Regions from separate parts of the Homo sapiens genome. Here region 2 is linked to region 1. Evidence: chromatin contacts called from ENCODE Hi-C data. All regions are on one chromosome and are shown on one strand. The core of a region is the stretch at or near the end of the contact, and the rest is flanking DNA. Distances in the headings are between cores, read along the strand shown. Region 1 holds the start of OSM (oncostatin M). Region 2 holds the start of SELENOM (selenoprotein M).

The links. A loop is a pair of places that touch in the nucleus more often than their neighbours do. Pooled maps may share reads with other maps.
Region 2: a pooled map shows a loop between it and region 1 (11-fold over the local background). The contact joins the promoter of SELENOM here to the promoter of OSM in region 1. A Hi-C loop is called at or near these places in 1 of 168 maps with a recorded cell type or tissue (ovary) and 3 of 50 pooled maps.

Annotation. Positions count from the first base shown.
Region 1 is chr22:30,264,324-30,271,445 of GRCh38, forward strand. It overlaps OSM (oncostatin M), which reads right to left and starts at 2,528. Exons shown (of 3, transcript NM_020530.6): 1 at 2,443-2,528; 2 at 679-821; 3 at 1-141. The coding sequence starts at 2,476. RefSeq lists enhancers at 1-306, 1,692-1,771, 1,832-1,931.
Region 2 is chr22:31,103,730-31,110,851 of GRCh38, forward strand. SELENOM (selenoprotein M) reads right to left here and starts at 3,839. Exons shown (of 5, transcript NM_080430.4): 1 at 3,648-3,839; 2 at 2,201-2,236; 3 at 1,929-1,963; 4 at 1,479-1,557; 5 at 1,048-1,399. The coding sequence starts at 3,776. The coding sequence ends at 1,241. It overlaps LOC105372995 (a long non-coding RNA gene), which reads right to left. Exons shown (of 3, transcript XR_938163.3): 2 at 4,342-4,374; 3 at 3,907-4,157. It overlaps LOC124905100 (a long non-coding RNA gene), which reads left to right and starts at 4,153. Exons shown (of 2, transcript XR_007068063.1): 1 at 4,153-4,379; 2 at 6,250-6,723. It overlaps SMTN (smoothelin), which reads left to right. Exons shown (of 21, transcript NM_134269.3): 21 at 587-895. RefSeq lists enhancers at 73-1,023, 2,523-3,295.

The DNA of each region.
Region 1 (7,122 bases), core at 1,278-3,777:
GACGCAGCCCAGTGTGGCATTGAGGGTCTGCAGGAAGCCCCGCCTGCCCAGCCCCCTCAGGGTCTCCTCACTGGGGAAGGCCCCGGGGCGCTCCCTGCAGTGCTCTCTCAGTTTAGGAACATCCAGGCCTTGGATACGTATCTGGCGGGAACAGGAGGATCACAGGGTGAATGCTGAGGATCCGGACCACACTCACAGACAAGTAAGCCTTGAAATGCTAGACCTCATGCACCCCAATCCAATCTCCCACTGGACAGATCCGGAAACTGAGGCCCGAGAGGGAAGAGGACCCCAAGATCACTGCAGGCAAGGTCGGAGTGATGTTGGGGGGCTGGTGGGATGCCCGTGGGGAATGAAGAGCTTCAAGAGGGCTGGACTCTGTCTTGCTCACTGCTACGTCCCAGTGCCTAGACCAGAGCCTGGCAGGTGTGCAGGAAACACACTGAGTAAGCAGGTGAGCATGGTGATGGTGTCCGGAGTCCCGCCCCGGGACCACAGAGCTAGGAAAGCTGGAGGGCCAGCCTTAGCTCCTCAGGGTTAAGGCTGGAATAACATAGCGACTCAGTTCCCCGACCTGGCCATATGGAGTGGGGCTAGGCCTGTCCTCCCTGCTTCTCACTCCCTTCCTAACCCCATAGTTCTCTGAGACTCAGATGCCACAAGGGCCCAGGTGCTTACATAGGGGTCCAGGAGTCTGCTGGTGTCCTGCATGAGATCTGTCTGCTTCTGGAGCTGGCCAAGGAGCACGCGGTACTCTTTCGAGCAGCTGCCTATAGCCGCCATGCTCGCCATGCTTGGAAACAGGAGTGCAAGGACCAGACCTAAGGCAGAGAAGAGGGGTGTCACCTGACTTGGTGAGGAAAGCCACAGATGGGAGCCTCGGGGAGGGGGTTCAAGAGGGCCTTGAAAGGTGCCTCCTTCATCCCAGACTTTGTGTAGTGGAGGGCGGGGGCTGGGCACTGTGTGGCACGGTGTGTGCCCAGGTGTGCCCACCAAGGCCACCATCATCTCCCCAGTAAGTCACTGCCCAGGGCCTGACACAGCAAGCAGTGGGAGGGACTGAGACAGTGGCTGCGATTTACCAAGTAGGTCTTTGAGCAAAGGCTGCAGTGCCTGGCCGGATCCCAGTCCTGCCTACAGCACGGTTCTAACCTCGGGAGCTGACTCTCTGCAAGGTGGGACTGGCTCCCTGCAAGACCACTGGGCTAAAGACCGGCCACTGCCCTAGGACCTGCCTTGTCAGCTGCTCTGGCCATCCAGGTAGATGGGCCTGAGAGGGCTTCAGGGCAGGCAGCCCGGGAGCAGCTTGTGTCCTCAGCTCTGTCTAGAACCAGGAGAGGCTGCCTTTTCAACCAGAGGTGCAGCCTGGAACAGATGTGGAAGACCTTCCAGTCCATGTCCCCACTTTCCTGACAGGTAAACCAAGTCTCAGGAGAAGGTCCTACTCAGGTCACACAAGGCCAGGGCTCTCCCCTGACCTCTCTTGCCTCCCTCCTCTCTCCATAAGTGGCTCCTTCTGTCAGGCCCACCAGGGATGCTGTGAGCCTGTCAGAAGGTGTTGGGGGCGGGTACAGTTACCGCTCACCACCACCCCCAACGGGGCACCGGCAGCCACGTGGTCGGAAGGGGCCTATGGCGCAATGGCCCGGAAGGCAGTGACACCATCGTTCCCGTCCTAAGAACCATCCGGCCCTTTGGGGAAGACTGGCTGTTGGGGAGGGCCAAGGGGCCAGGCACCCAGGCTTAGCGACCCCACGGCACCCTCGCCGCCTCCCCAGGTATCTGCTGCCGGGCTCTGGCAGGGGCCTGTGCCTGTGGCAGCGCACGTGGGACTGGGGTTTCTGTGTGGCTGTGCATCTGGGTCTGTGTGCGGCGTGAGGGAGACCTGTTCCGTTCACCATGGGGACTCTGGTCTGCATGTGGGGGTTCCTGGGCTGGTGAGATCCAGGGCTGTAGATGACGTCATATGGCTGTGTGCGCATGTGGCCATGTGGGTGTGGCTGTGCATGCTGTGTGATTGTGTGGGCCCTGGGGCCCCCAGGCCTGGCTGACTTTCTATTCATCCCGGGCAAGCTGGAGGCCCCACAACCCCTCCACACCTCACACCACTTCCCTGCCCAGCTTCTGAGCCTCCCTCTCCTGCCCAGCCTCTTTGCCCATCCTATTCTCTCACCCCCTGGTTCCCAGAGTTGCCTCTACATCTTGACATCACCTCCCCCTGGAAGCCTTCCAGGGATGCCCCTTCTCTACCTGTGGAGATGCCAGGTTCTCAGTGGACCACTCTCTCTGCCTGACCTCCTGGCTCTCTCCCCTTCTCAGCATCCTTCTGCCTGGCGCCTGGCCTCCCCAGTTCCCGGAGGGCAGAGGGTGCCTCTGCTCCCCACCGGCACCCGTGGGCAGACCCAGCAGGCGGGTTCTGGCGGGGAGGAAGGAAGTACTTACTGAGCAGCGTCCTCTGTGTGAGCAGTACCCCCATGCTGGGTGCCCGTGCTCCGGCCCGCGCCCGCTGGGGGTGACACCTCTCGGCTGGGAGCCCTGCAGGCTGGCAGCCACTTTATGCCCGCTGGGGCGATTGGCCAACACCTCATGAGGTGGGTGGGGATGGGGAGGGGGGAGGGCAGGCCTTCTGGGAACATGACCCCAAAAACCAAAATTTCCACGGGCGGCCAATGGGCGCAGGGCGCGGTGTATGCCCGCTCCTCCTCCTGTTTTCTTCGAATTCGTTCTTCGAGGTCAGCCCTACGCCCAAGGATGATGTAAAACCGCAGCCTCAGCCTTCCTAGGGTGAGTGGGGAGGAAAAGGGTCCATGCCATCTTCAGGGAACTGGGCCAGGGATGGGCAGGAGGGACTTCGAGCTGGGCCTCTGGAGGCCCCAGGCCAGTCTTGGCCCAGGAGCCATTGGCCTCACAGGACACGGTGGTTGGGGGCTGAGGGGAGCGAGACATCTTCCTTCTTGAGTGCCCTTCCTGCCCTCTCGCCGGGGCTGTTGGGACATCTGTGAGCGGAAACCACCGGGCTCTGGGCACAGAGCCAGACGCAGGCTGGCAGCCCCGAGATTGTGGTTCAGGCCCCAGGACCAGCATCCCCCAGCCCGGCTCCCGACGGTCTCCTTTCCCCCATCGTGCACCCTCTGCCAGGCCCACTCCCCAAAGCCAGGCCTTGTCTTTGTAGGCAGGCTCCACTGGGGAGAACTGGACACTTGGAGCAAGAGAAACAGGAGGCCAGGGTTCAAGCCTGCTGAGGTGCTGTGTGACCTGAGGCAAGTCACTTAACCTCTCTGGGCCTCAGAGACCCACAACTATAAAATGAGGAGGAGAAAAGCCTTTCCCAGCCCACCTCACAGGGTTGCTGCCAGCATGGACATAAAAGGAAAAGACCTCTGAAGGAAAAAGCAAAGATGAAGGTCTGATTCCAAGTATTAGCTGTCGAGGGGGCGGGATGGGGGAAGGAGGAGATGGGGAAGCTGTGAGCTCAGAGGGGAAGCCGGGGAGGGGGAGTTGCCGCCTTGACAGTTGGGGACCAGGTTTCACTTTCTCTGAAAGATAGCGATCTTAGGTTGGTCCTCTGCGAAAGGGCCCTGGGAACAGCGCCTCCCTAGTCAAACTGCTACTTTACTGTGGGGTAAACTGAGGCCTGGGTGAAGGCAGACAGGGAGGCCAAGAGGCTGGCCCAGGCCTATAGACCCTGCCTGGTCAGCACATCTCCCAGGCCCAGAGGAGGGTCCTTGGCCTGCACCCTAAGAAGCCCGGGTGGGAGGAGGCCCTCAGGAGTCTGGGGAGTCAGGGTGGGACTCCTGGAGGCTGCCAGGGAGGCCTGAGCTGCTCCAGCTGGAGGGAGCATGGGGTCTGGGGCGCCTGAGCAAGGAGAGCTGGGGCAGCCAGAAAGGAGGAGGTTGGATGCACCCCTGTCCATGCCTGCTCCCGATGCCCACTGTGGCCACCAAGGCAGTTGCCACCCATTCTCCCCATCACTCATTTATTCATTCGACAAACCTTTATTTGGCTCCATGCTGCACCAGCCACTCCCAGGTCTGAGGATCACGTAGTAGGCAAAAATAGGCGACCCCACGCCCAGGAGGCTGCTCTTCAGCCCCTACCCACTCCCCGGCACCCAGGCTGGGACTCACCACACCAGGCCTCATACCTCCCCCTCACCACCCCCAGGGGCCAGTTCTGGATTCTCATCCTGAGAATGTCGCTTCCGCTGAAGTCCTCATCTCTGTGCCCACCCCCACAATGCTGTTTCCTGGGGCCATGCCAAGAGGGGATCCTTCTCCATTTCACATCCCTGATCTCGTCTTTTTTTCTCTTTTTTTAAATGCAGGATCTTGCTCTGTCACCCAGGCTGGAGTGCAGTGGCGCCATTGTAGGTAGCTCACTGTGGCCTCCAGCTCCTAAGCTGAAGCAAGGCTCCCCGCCTTAGTCTCCTGAGTAGCTGAGACCACAGGCATGCATCACTATGCCCAGCTAATTTTTTTATTTTTTGTAGAGACGGGGTGTCACTATGTTGCCCAGGCTGATAACAAACTCCTGGGTTCAAATGATCCTCCTGCCTTGGCCTCCCAAAGTGCTGGGATTGCAAGCGTGAGCCACAGCACCCAGCCACCGATCTCATCCTGCAACAGCCAGGGGAGAGAAGCCGCTGGGCAGTGACACCTCAGCTCACTTCAGTGAGGAGCTCGAAGCTCTGGGAAGTTTAGGGGCTGGCTCAAGGAAGGAGCGCCAGATCTGAGCAGAGGGGTCTAGGCCATTTTCAGCTGTGGCTGACCGACCACCACGCTTGGTGAGAAACAGCCACATGCCTTTATCTTATTCTATCTATCCTGTGGTCCAGGGAGGCCGTGCTGTCTCCTCATGGCAGAGAGAGGAGGTTGCTTTGTCTGAGGTCACCTATGAATAGTTAAGAGGAGAGGGGCATTTGGCCAGGCATGGTGGCTCACGCCTGTAATCCCAGCACTTTGGGAGGCCGAGGCAGGAGGGTCATTTGAGCCCAGGACTTCGAGACTGTGTCTTTACAGAAAATGTAAAAATAAATTATCCAGACATCGTAGTGCATACCTGAAGTCCCAGCTACTAGGGAGGTTGAGGCAGGAGGATCGCTCGAGCCCCGAAGGTTGAGGCTGCAGTGAGCCATTATCATGCCACAGGACTCCAGCCTGGGTGACAGAGCAAGGCCCTGTTTAAAAAAAACAAAAAACAAAAAACCCACCAAGAAAAGAAGGCATTCAAACGAGGCCCAAAGACCATACTCTTTGCACATAGTTAATGAGGGTGTCAGGCACAGGGCCCAGGGCTCAGAGTCACTGAAGGTAAGGAGAGCAGGTAGATTACATTGCTAGGACTCCCATAACAAAGTACCACAGACTGGGGGGCTTACGTAACAGAGATTTATTTTCTCACAGTTCTAGAGGCTGAAGTCTGAAATCAAGGGCTGGTTCCCAAGGCCTCTCTCCTTGACTTGTAGATGACTGTCTCTCCCCGTATCTCCACATCATGTTCCTTCTGCTTGTCCGTGGCCTAATCGATTTTTTTTTTTTTTTGAGACAGAGTCTAGCTCCGTCACCCAGGCTGGAGTGCAGTGGCACGATCTCAGCTCACTACAACCTCTGCCACCTGGGTTCAAGCGCTTCTCCTGCCTTAGCCTCCTGAGTAGCTGGGATTACAGGCGTGTGCCACCACGCCAGGCTAATTTTTGTATTTTTAGTAGAGACAGGGTTTCGCCATGTTGTCCAGGCTGATCTCGAACTCCTAACCTCAGGTGATCCACCTGCCTCAGCCTCCCAAAGTGCTGGGATTACAGGAGCGAGCCACCGCGCTTGGCCTTATCTCTTCTTATGAGGACACCATTCACATTGGATTAGGGCCCACTCACATTTTACCTTAATTATTCCTTTTTTTTTTCTTTTTCGAGACAAAGTCTTGCTGTGTTGCCCAGGCTTAAGTGTACAGTGGTGCTTTCATAGCTCACTGCAGCCTTGAACTCCCGGCCTTAAGCGAGCCTCCTGCCTCAGCCTCCAGAGTAGCTGGGATTACAGGTATGTGCTACCACACCTGGCCAATTTTACCTTAATTACTTCTTTTTTTTTTTCTTTTCTTTTTTTTTTTTTTTTGAGATGGAATCTCACTCTGTCACCCACGCTGGAGTGCAGTGGCGCCAGCTTGGCTCACTGCAACCTCTGCCTCCCAGGTTCAAGCAATTCTCTGCCTCAGCCTCCCGAGTAGCTGGGACTACAAGTGCCCACCACCATGCCTGGCTAATTTTTGTATTTTTTTAGTAGAGACGGGGTTTCACCATGTAGGCCAGGCTGGTCTCGAACTCCTGGCCTCAAGTGATCTGCCTGCCATGGCCTCCCAAAGTGCTGGGATTACAGGCGTGAGCTACCGCACCCGGCCCTTAATTACTTCTTTAAAGGCTCAACTTCCAAATACAGTCACGTTCTGACACACGATGGTTAGGACTTCAACACATGAGTTCAGGGAAGACACCATTCAGTCCATGCAGCCTGCAAGAGGAAGGCATAGCTGGAGGGCACAGGGGCTGGGGCCACTGTCGGAGCATCCAGAGTGAAGTGATACACAGGAGGACAGGGAGTGGCTCGGAGGTGAGGAGGCCTGGCCGCTGACCATCCCAGCCAAGCGTGAGGAAAGATGCGTCAGCGTTTCTGGTGAGGTCAGCAATCAGTGACGTCCCTCTCACCAGCAGGAAAAGCTTGCAACATGGCCCAGCCAGTATAAATAGGCTCCCCGACCACAGGACCCGGGCTGTCCCCTCTTCCCGGGCCACGTCAGCCAGGCCCGCGTGATTTGGAGAGGAAGAGAGGACCAGCTTGGTTCCTCAGAACTGCTGCTTCCTCGCTTTCCGGCTTACCCTCTGCTGTGGGGCCCTACGCCTTTAAATGCAAGGATAGGACCTGAGATGGCCTGGCAGGGCCAGGTCGAAACTGGAGGCTGGGGAGAGGTGCTCTGGTGGGGGGAGAGAAGGTGGCCCCCAATCTGCTGGGTGGGAGGTGGAGACCAACCCAAGTTCCATCTCAATCTGCCTGTGAGCCCAGTGTCCCTGGACCAGTCATGTCCCCCTTCTGAGCCTCAGTTTCCTCTTTTTAAACTGCAATGACAACTGAA
Region 2 (7,122 bases), core at 2,589-5,088, 840 kb after region 1:
CTGCCCACACGTTCCCTGGCCTCCATCTCCAGCAGCAGGGTTATCCCCACCCCCTGTCAAAGAATAGGGGTCCCTGGGCCTCTCAACAGGAAGTACCAGATCAGGCAGCTAGCAGACAATCATCGGTGGACCACAGGGCCACTAGAGTGAGACCTATCCATAGATAAAGATTGGCCAGTGATGAAGCCCATCTGGGTGCAAAGGCCGAGCTGAGAGGCTTCTACCAACTGGAGTGTGCCAGTGAGGGTGAGCAGAAGGTGGTCTCCAGGGAGAACATGGGCAGGGTTTGGAGCCAGCACCTCCCCAGGGTTGGAGGAAGCAGACCCAGGACCTGCCTGACTGGGATGGGGCTCTCTTCTGCCATCTCCGCCTCCACCTGCCTAGCTCTGCTCCCCCGCCCCGAGAGATGCCTCCAGGCTTGGGTAGATGAAGCCAGGGGCTTCCTGCCTTCCTGGAAGGCTTTTCCCTGTCTGGAGTTTATGAAAGACCAGCAGGCAATGCGGCAATAAAAAAGACCTTGGGGTAGAGGGGCGCCACGAGAGGCGGGTCTGGCGCTGACATCCAACCCCGTGCCCCCTCCCTGCAGGATGCTGGTGGACTGTGTGCCCCTGGTGGAGGTGGACGACATGATGATCATGGGCAAGAAGCCTGACCCCAAGTGTGTCTTCACCTATGTGCAGTCGCTCTACAACCACCTGCGACGCCACGAACTGCGCCTGCGCGGCAAGAATGTCTAGCCTGCCCGCCCGCATGGCCAGCCAGTGGCAAGCTGCCGCCCCCACTCTCCGGGCACCGTCTCCTGCCTGTGCGTCCGCCCACCGCTGCCCTGTCTGTTGCGACACCCTCCCCCCCACATACACACGCAGCGTTTTGATAAATTATTGGTTTTCAACGATCCTGACTCCTCTCTGCGTCTCCTGGGGGTGGGGAGGGGGTTTGAACCGAAGGCAGCTCCGCAAGGTCTCCAACTCCAGCAGGGATCCTCAGAGGTTCTTCTTCCGACCTCCCACCCCACCCGCCCGCAGCAACGAAGGAGTCGAGCCTCAGTTAAGGCAGGAGGGAATTTAGTGGAGCTGGGGAAGGAAGAAAGTGGGGTTGGGAGAACCTCCCCAACCCCATCCCTGCTGGCCCGGGGACGGGCATCGGCTCTCAGCAAGAGAAGTATTCCCGGGATGCTGAGCGCTTCATTCTGTCTCCAGGACTCAGGCAGGTAGGTCCCAGCTCCGCCGCGCCCCCGGACCTACAGGTCAGCGTGGTCCGAAGTTTCCTCTGGGGGCTTCGCGGGCGCCCACACGTACTCGGGGGGCACCTGCGCGTCGGGCGCCGCCTTGCGGTAGAAGCCGAGCTCCTGCACTAGCGCATTGATCTCTTCGCGGGTCATTTCACTGAGTGGGATGCGCTGAGGCGGAGGAGGGGCGGGGTCAGCAGGCTGGGCCTCGCCTCTGGCCTCGCCCCCAGCCCACCTCCCACGGCCTCACCTCTAGTTCCTCGTAGCGGCGGCCCAGCAGCACGAGCTCAGGGTCGGCCCCAGGGAGGTGTTTCATCACCAGGTTGTGACTGGAGGTGGTGTTAAGGAGCGGGGTGGTGGGCAGAGGGAGGTGGTGGTTTCCGCAGCCTTACTGATGGGAACAGCATTGCCTCCTTTGCTCAGAGCTTACTCTGTGCCCGGGAGGGGCCAGGGTCTCCGCTTATACGTGAGAAAATTAGGGTTCAAAGAAGTAAAGGGCCCTCCTCTCCATTCTGTGGCAGTCATCACTAGTCAATCTCTCTTGCCCACCCAACATGGAGACCACCTCAGAATCCTCTGGGAGCCACTACCAATCAATTCAACTTGTCAGTTGAAAACCATCTGCCACCCCTTTCTGAAGTTACGTGGAGATTCTCCCAGGTGCCCATCCCATTTCCCCTCCCCCAGAACAGAAGGATACTAGAATGGAATGTCCTGCGTGACGAAAGCCTTCACCTGGGGAGGAACCAGAGCATCAGAGACCATGACCTCAGTCTACTCGAGGTACAGACGAGACACTGAAGCCCAGTGAGGTCATAAAGCAAGTCAGGTGCAGGCTAGACTCTCAGCCTAGGCTAGACTCTCAGCCTAGGGATCCTTCCCCCCTCCCCGCCCCAGTCATTGGGACCATGTTGCCCACTCCCCAAGAGGCTCAGGGGGAACAGAGCTAGGGACCTCTTCCTTCAAACTCACCTCCTTTAGGCGGTTCAGCTGTCATCCCCCGCAGGTCTGGAGGGGGATAAAATGGGATAGGTCAGGAGTCCTTCACGTTTATTCCAGTCACATCCCCAAAGCCATACTTCCTTATCCCTGAGTTGGGTCGGGCTGTGAGTTATCCCCGGATCAGCAGTTCCCAAGGTCTGAAGGAAATGCTGGACCCTTGTGGGCAGAAGGGGGAACTGTGTATACAGGTGGGGAGACTCAGGCCTAGAGACACCAGGGGAAAAGAGCAAGGCCAGAGACCCACAGTGTGCCTGCCAGCCTTGGGGCCTGTACATCCTACTGGCTGTGGACTGACTCCCAATGCCCAGGGGAAATGATCACCCTGCTCCTCTTAAGCAGTAGAGACCTGGGCTTGGCCTTTGATCCCTGAAATCTCACAGTGGAGGCAGAGCAGAAGGAAACACCTCAGAATGGCCCTGGGGGCCCCCATTGGAGACACCTACCATCTGGTCCCTACTCTACACAGGCAGACCTCACCCTGCCTGCCACCTGCGGCCCAGCCCCACAGACCATGTGGTTGCTTCCCTGACATGGGAGGATGGGAGGGCTCCTCCCTGCCTTCCCTGAGGAGATGCCACCATCCAGCAGGAGTCTAGACCCCAGGACCACCCACTCCAGCCCTCCTCCATCCTACCCTCAGCCCTTTTCTTAGAGACAGGGTCTCACTATGTCCCCCAAGCTGGTCTTGAACTCCTGGGCTCAAGCAATCCTCCTGCCTTGGCCTCCCAAAGTGCTGGGATTACAGGCGTGCACCACCGGCACCCAACCATTCTACACCCTTTTGTCAGACAGAGCTGACAAAAAGCTCAGAGGCGGGCTGTGATGGTCAAAGTCACATAGCAAGACAGGGACTCCGAACGGGAATTTCCTGGTTGGGGGAGGATGGGAGGCTGCTGCAGAGTAAATGTTGGCAACCAAGTTCCCAACTCGGTTGCCCCTCCGAGTTGGCCCCCTTCCCCGGATCCTGCATATGGGAGGAGGCACCCAGAAAGTCTTCTTTCCCCCCAGGAGAAGGAAAAGAGACTTTCTGGAGCCTCCAGCCCTGGAACCGGGTCGGGGGGGAATTCCAGGAAAACATGAAGTGATGGGGGATGGGAAGTTGGGACAGGATTGGGAGTCATAGGCCACGAGAAGAGTTAGGAGACTGCGTCAGTGTGTCTGGGTGTCCGCTGTCGGACCGGGTAGGGGGAGCTGGGGAAGGGTTCGGAGTTCCAGGCCCCAAAGTCGGTGTCTCAGGCTTCCACGGTGGATGCTGGGGCCATCTGGGGCTAGGGAACAGGAGGGATGGTCCCGGCGCCAGGGGGAAAGCAGGGAGACTCGCGGTTCGAGGTGGTCTTGGGGCCGGGACGGACGGTGCTCCCATGGGGCCGCAGGGTTGGGGAACGATAGTGCCGGGGCTGGAGGCCGGCGTACTCACCTCTACCCGGGCGCGGGTTAGGCCGCTCAGACGGTTCCAGTCCGGCCGGTAGGCAGTGGCGGCTGTGGCTGGGGCCACAAGCGCCGCGAGAAGCAGCAGCAGCGCCAGCGGAGGCAACAGGAGGCTCATCGGGACCCGGCCGCAGATGATGCGCAAGCTGGAGGCGAACCTCCGAGTCGCTGCGCCACGTCTGGGCCCCCAGGCTGGCCCCGCCCCCGCCCCCGCCCCCACTCCCGCTAGAGGCCCAGTCCCGCTGGAGACCACGCCCCCAGCGCTCGGTCTCCGCCCCAGGACTCCCCGCCGTTACCTCCCGCTAGCTCAGGGCGAGGTCCTGGCTCCTCCCTGGCGTTTGGGCCGTCACTTTCCCAGGTCCGAGAGTGTCGACGCTCCTTTTGTCGACCGAGGATGTGGACGCTCCCCCAGGATGCGGCCAGGCAGCGCCACCTCACGCCGGCAGAGGGTGCCGGCGAGACGCTGAGGGACACTGGAGTTTCTGAGCCGAACCTGCGACTTTAAGATAGGGAAACTGGTAGGACATCCAAGAAAAAAAAAGGAAAGAAAGAAAGAAGAATAAATAAGGGAAACTGGCTTTCTGAGGACTCCTCGCTTTGGAGCGTGGGAGATGAGGAGTGAGGTTCGGTGGAGGGGGTGCGGCTTCTGGGAGCCACTGAGACCTACCAGCGTGTCTTCTTACCATCCACAGCTACTGCTGAGCAGACTTTCTGACCTGGGGTGAGGAAAGGAATTTGCTATTCAAAGGTGGGAAAATGCAAGGAGGGTTACAGCTGATAGGCCACAACAGGGTCTTAAATCAGCTGGGTTAAATTTATGGAGTCAGGATTTACTTTTTTTTTTAATGTGGCTATCCAATTCAATTAAAAATCTTGTCTTTTTCATTGCTACTCTGCCGCGTTACCTCTGTTATATATAAATAGGCAACCACGGCCGGGCGTGGTGGCTCACACCTGTAATCCCAGCACTTTGGGAGGCCGAGGTGGGTAGATCACTTGAGGTCAGAAGTTCGAGGCCAGCCTGGCCAACATGGTGAAACCCCATCGCTACTAAAAATACAAAAATTAGCTGGGCGTGGTGTGGGCGCCTGTAATCCTAGCTACTTGGGAGGCTGAGGCAGGAGAATCACTTCAACCTGGGAGGCAGAGTTTGCAATGAGCCGACATCCTACCACTGCACTCCAGCCTGGGCGACAGAGACTGTCTCAAAAATAAATAAATAAATAAATAGGTAACCATATAAATATATGGGAGTCTACTTCTGAATATCATACCCTATTCTAGTCCTTCAGTGGGTTTGTCTAACTACGCTGTCTTATTAACTATAGCTTTATAGTCAGACTTGACATCTGGTTGTGTGTTGGTCCTCTAGCTTTGTTCTTTCTTTCTTTCTTTTTTTTTTTGAGACGGAGTCTCGCTCTGTTGCCCAGGCTGGAGTTCAGTGGCCTGATCTCGGCTCACTGCAACCTCCGCCTCCCGGGTTCAAGCAATTCTCCTGCCTCAGCCTCCCGAGTAGCTGGGACTACAGGCACGCGCCACCACGCCCAGCTAATTTTTTTGTATTTTTAGTAGAGATGGGGTTTCACTGTGTTAGCCAGGATGTTCTTGATCTCCTGATCTCATGATCCGCCCGTCTCAGCCTCCCAAAGTGCTGGGATAACAGGTGTGAGCCACTGCGCCTGGCCCATTTTTTTTTGTTTTTTTGTTTGTTTGTTTTTTTGAGACAGAGTCTTGCTCTGTCAGCCAGGCTGGAGTGCAGTGGCACGATCTCAGCTCACTGCAACCTCCACCTCCCAGGTTCAAGCGATTCTTCTGCCTCAGCCTCCCAAGTAGCTGGGATTACAGGTGCCCACCACCACGCCCAGCTAATTTTGTATTTTTAGTAAATATGGGGGTTTCATCATCTTGGCCAGGCTGGTCTCGAACTCCTAACCTCAAGTCATCCACCCGCCTTGGCCTCCCAAAGTCCTGGGATTACAGGTGTGAGCTGCTGGGCTGGCTATTTTTTTTTTTTTTTTGAGACAGAGTCTTGCTCTGTTGCCCAGGCTGGAGTGCAGTGGCTCAATCACAGCCTGAACCTCCCAGGCTCAAGCAATCCTCCCACCTCAGCCTCCTGAGTAGCTGGGACTACAGGCATGCACCATCATGCCCAGCTGATTTTTTTTTTTTTTTTTTGAGACGGAGTTTCACTCTCATTGTCCAGGCTGGACACTCTCATGTCCAGTGGCATGATCCGGACTCACTGCAACCTCTGCCTCCCAGGTTCAAGCGATTCTCTTGCCTCAGCCTCCTAAGTAGCTGGGATTACAGGCGTCGGCCACCACACCCGGCTAATTTTTTGTCTTTTTAGTAGAGACGAGGTTTCACCATGTTGACCAAGCTGGTCGCAAACTCCTGGGCTCAAGTGATCCTCCTGCCTTGGCCTCCCAAAGTACTGGGATTACAGGCATGAGCGACCATGCCTGGCCTGTGGCCTACATTTTCCTGTGGTGAGGGCCATGTGTGATCCCACAGCCTCAGTAAGCCATCGCAGTCTAGCTTTGTTCTTCTTGAAGGTTGTCTTGACTATACTTGGCCTTTCACACTTCCAGGTACAATTTAGGGCCAGCTCGTCAACCTCCACAGAAAAACCTTCCAAATTTCTATCAGGATTTCAGATTCCCACTGGGGAAATCAATGTGGGGAGACTCTACAGCTTTACATTATTGTGACTTTTCTTCCACGAACATAGTAAGTCCCTCCATTTCTATAGGTCTTCTTTAATTTCCTTCAATAATATTTTGTGGTTTTTAGAATAAATATCTTGCATATCTTTCATTAGATTTACTCCTAGGTATTTAATTTTTTATAGCATTACAAACTCTATTGTTTTTACATATTCATTTTCAAGTTGCTTGGTAGTAGCATATAGGAAGACAATTGATTTTTGTATATTAACCTTGCAGCCAGTGACCTTACTGAATTTTCTTACTCTAATAGTTTAACTGGATATTTTTTTTTATTTTCTACATATGCATATTATATCATCTGGAAATAAAAGTGGTTTTCTTCCTTTCTGGTCCTTATACCTTGGTTTTGTTTCGTTGCACTGTCTTAATTTTACGGTCTGGGGCCTCTGGTACAATGTTGACTGGAACTGATAATTGTCTTTTTCCAGATATCATCTTTAAACGATCATGTTTGCTGTAGGTTTGTTACTGGTGCCTTTTGTAAAAGAAAGTTTTCTATTTCTATTTTTCTTAGAGCTTTTATCATGAATGGATGTTGAACTTTGTCAAATGTTTTCCTGCATCTATTGAGATGATCATGTGGTTTTTCTCCTTTATTTTATTAAATGTGGTAAAATATGTGAACTGATTTTCATATGTTAAACCTTGCATTCCTGTAATAAACCAATTTGGTTGTAGAAAAAAAGAGATAGGAAAACCGAACCCTAGGGAATCCCTGTTTGCGCTGTTTGTTTA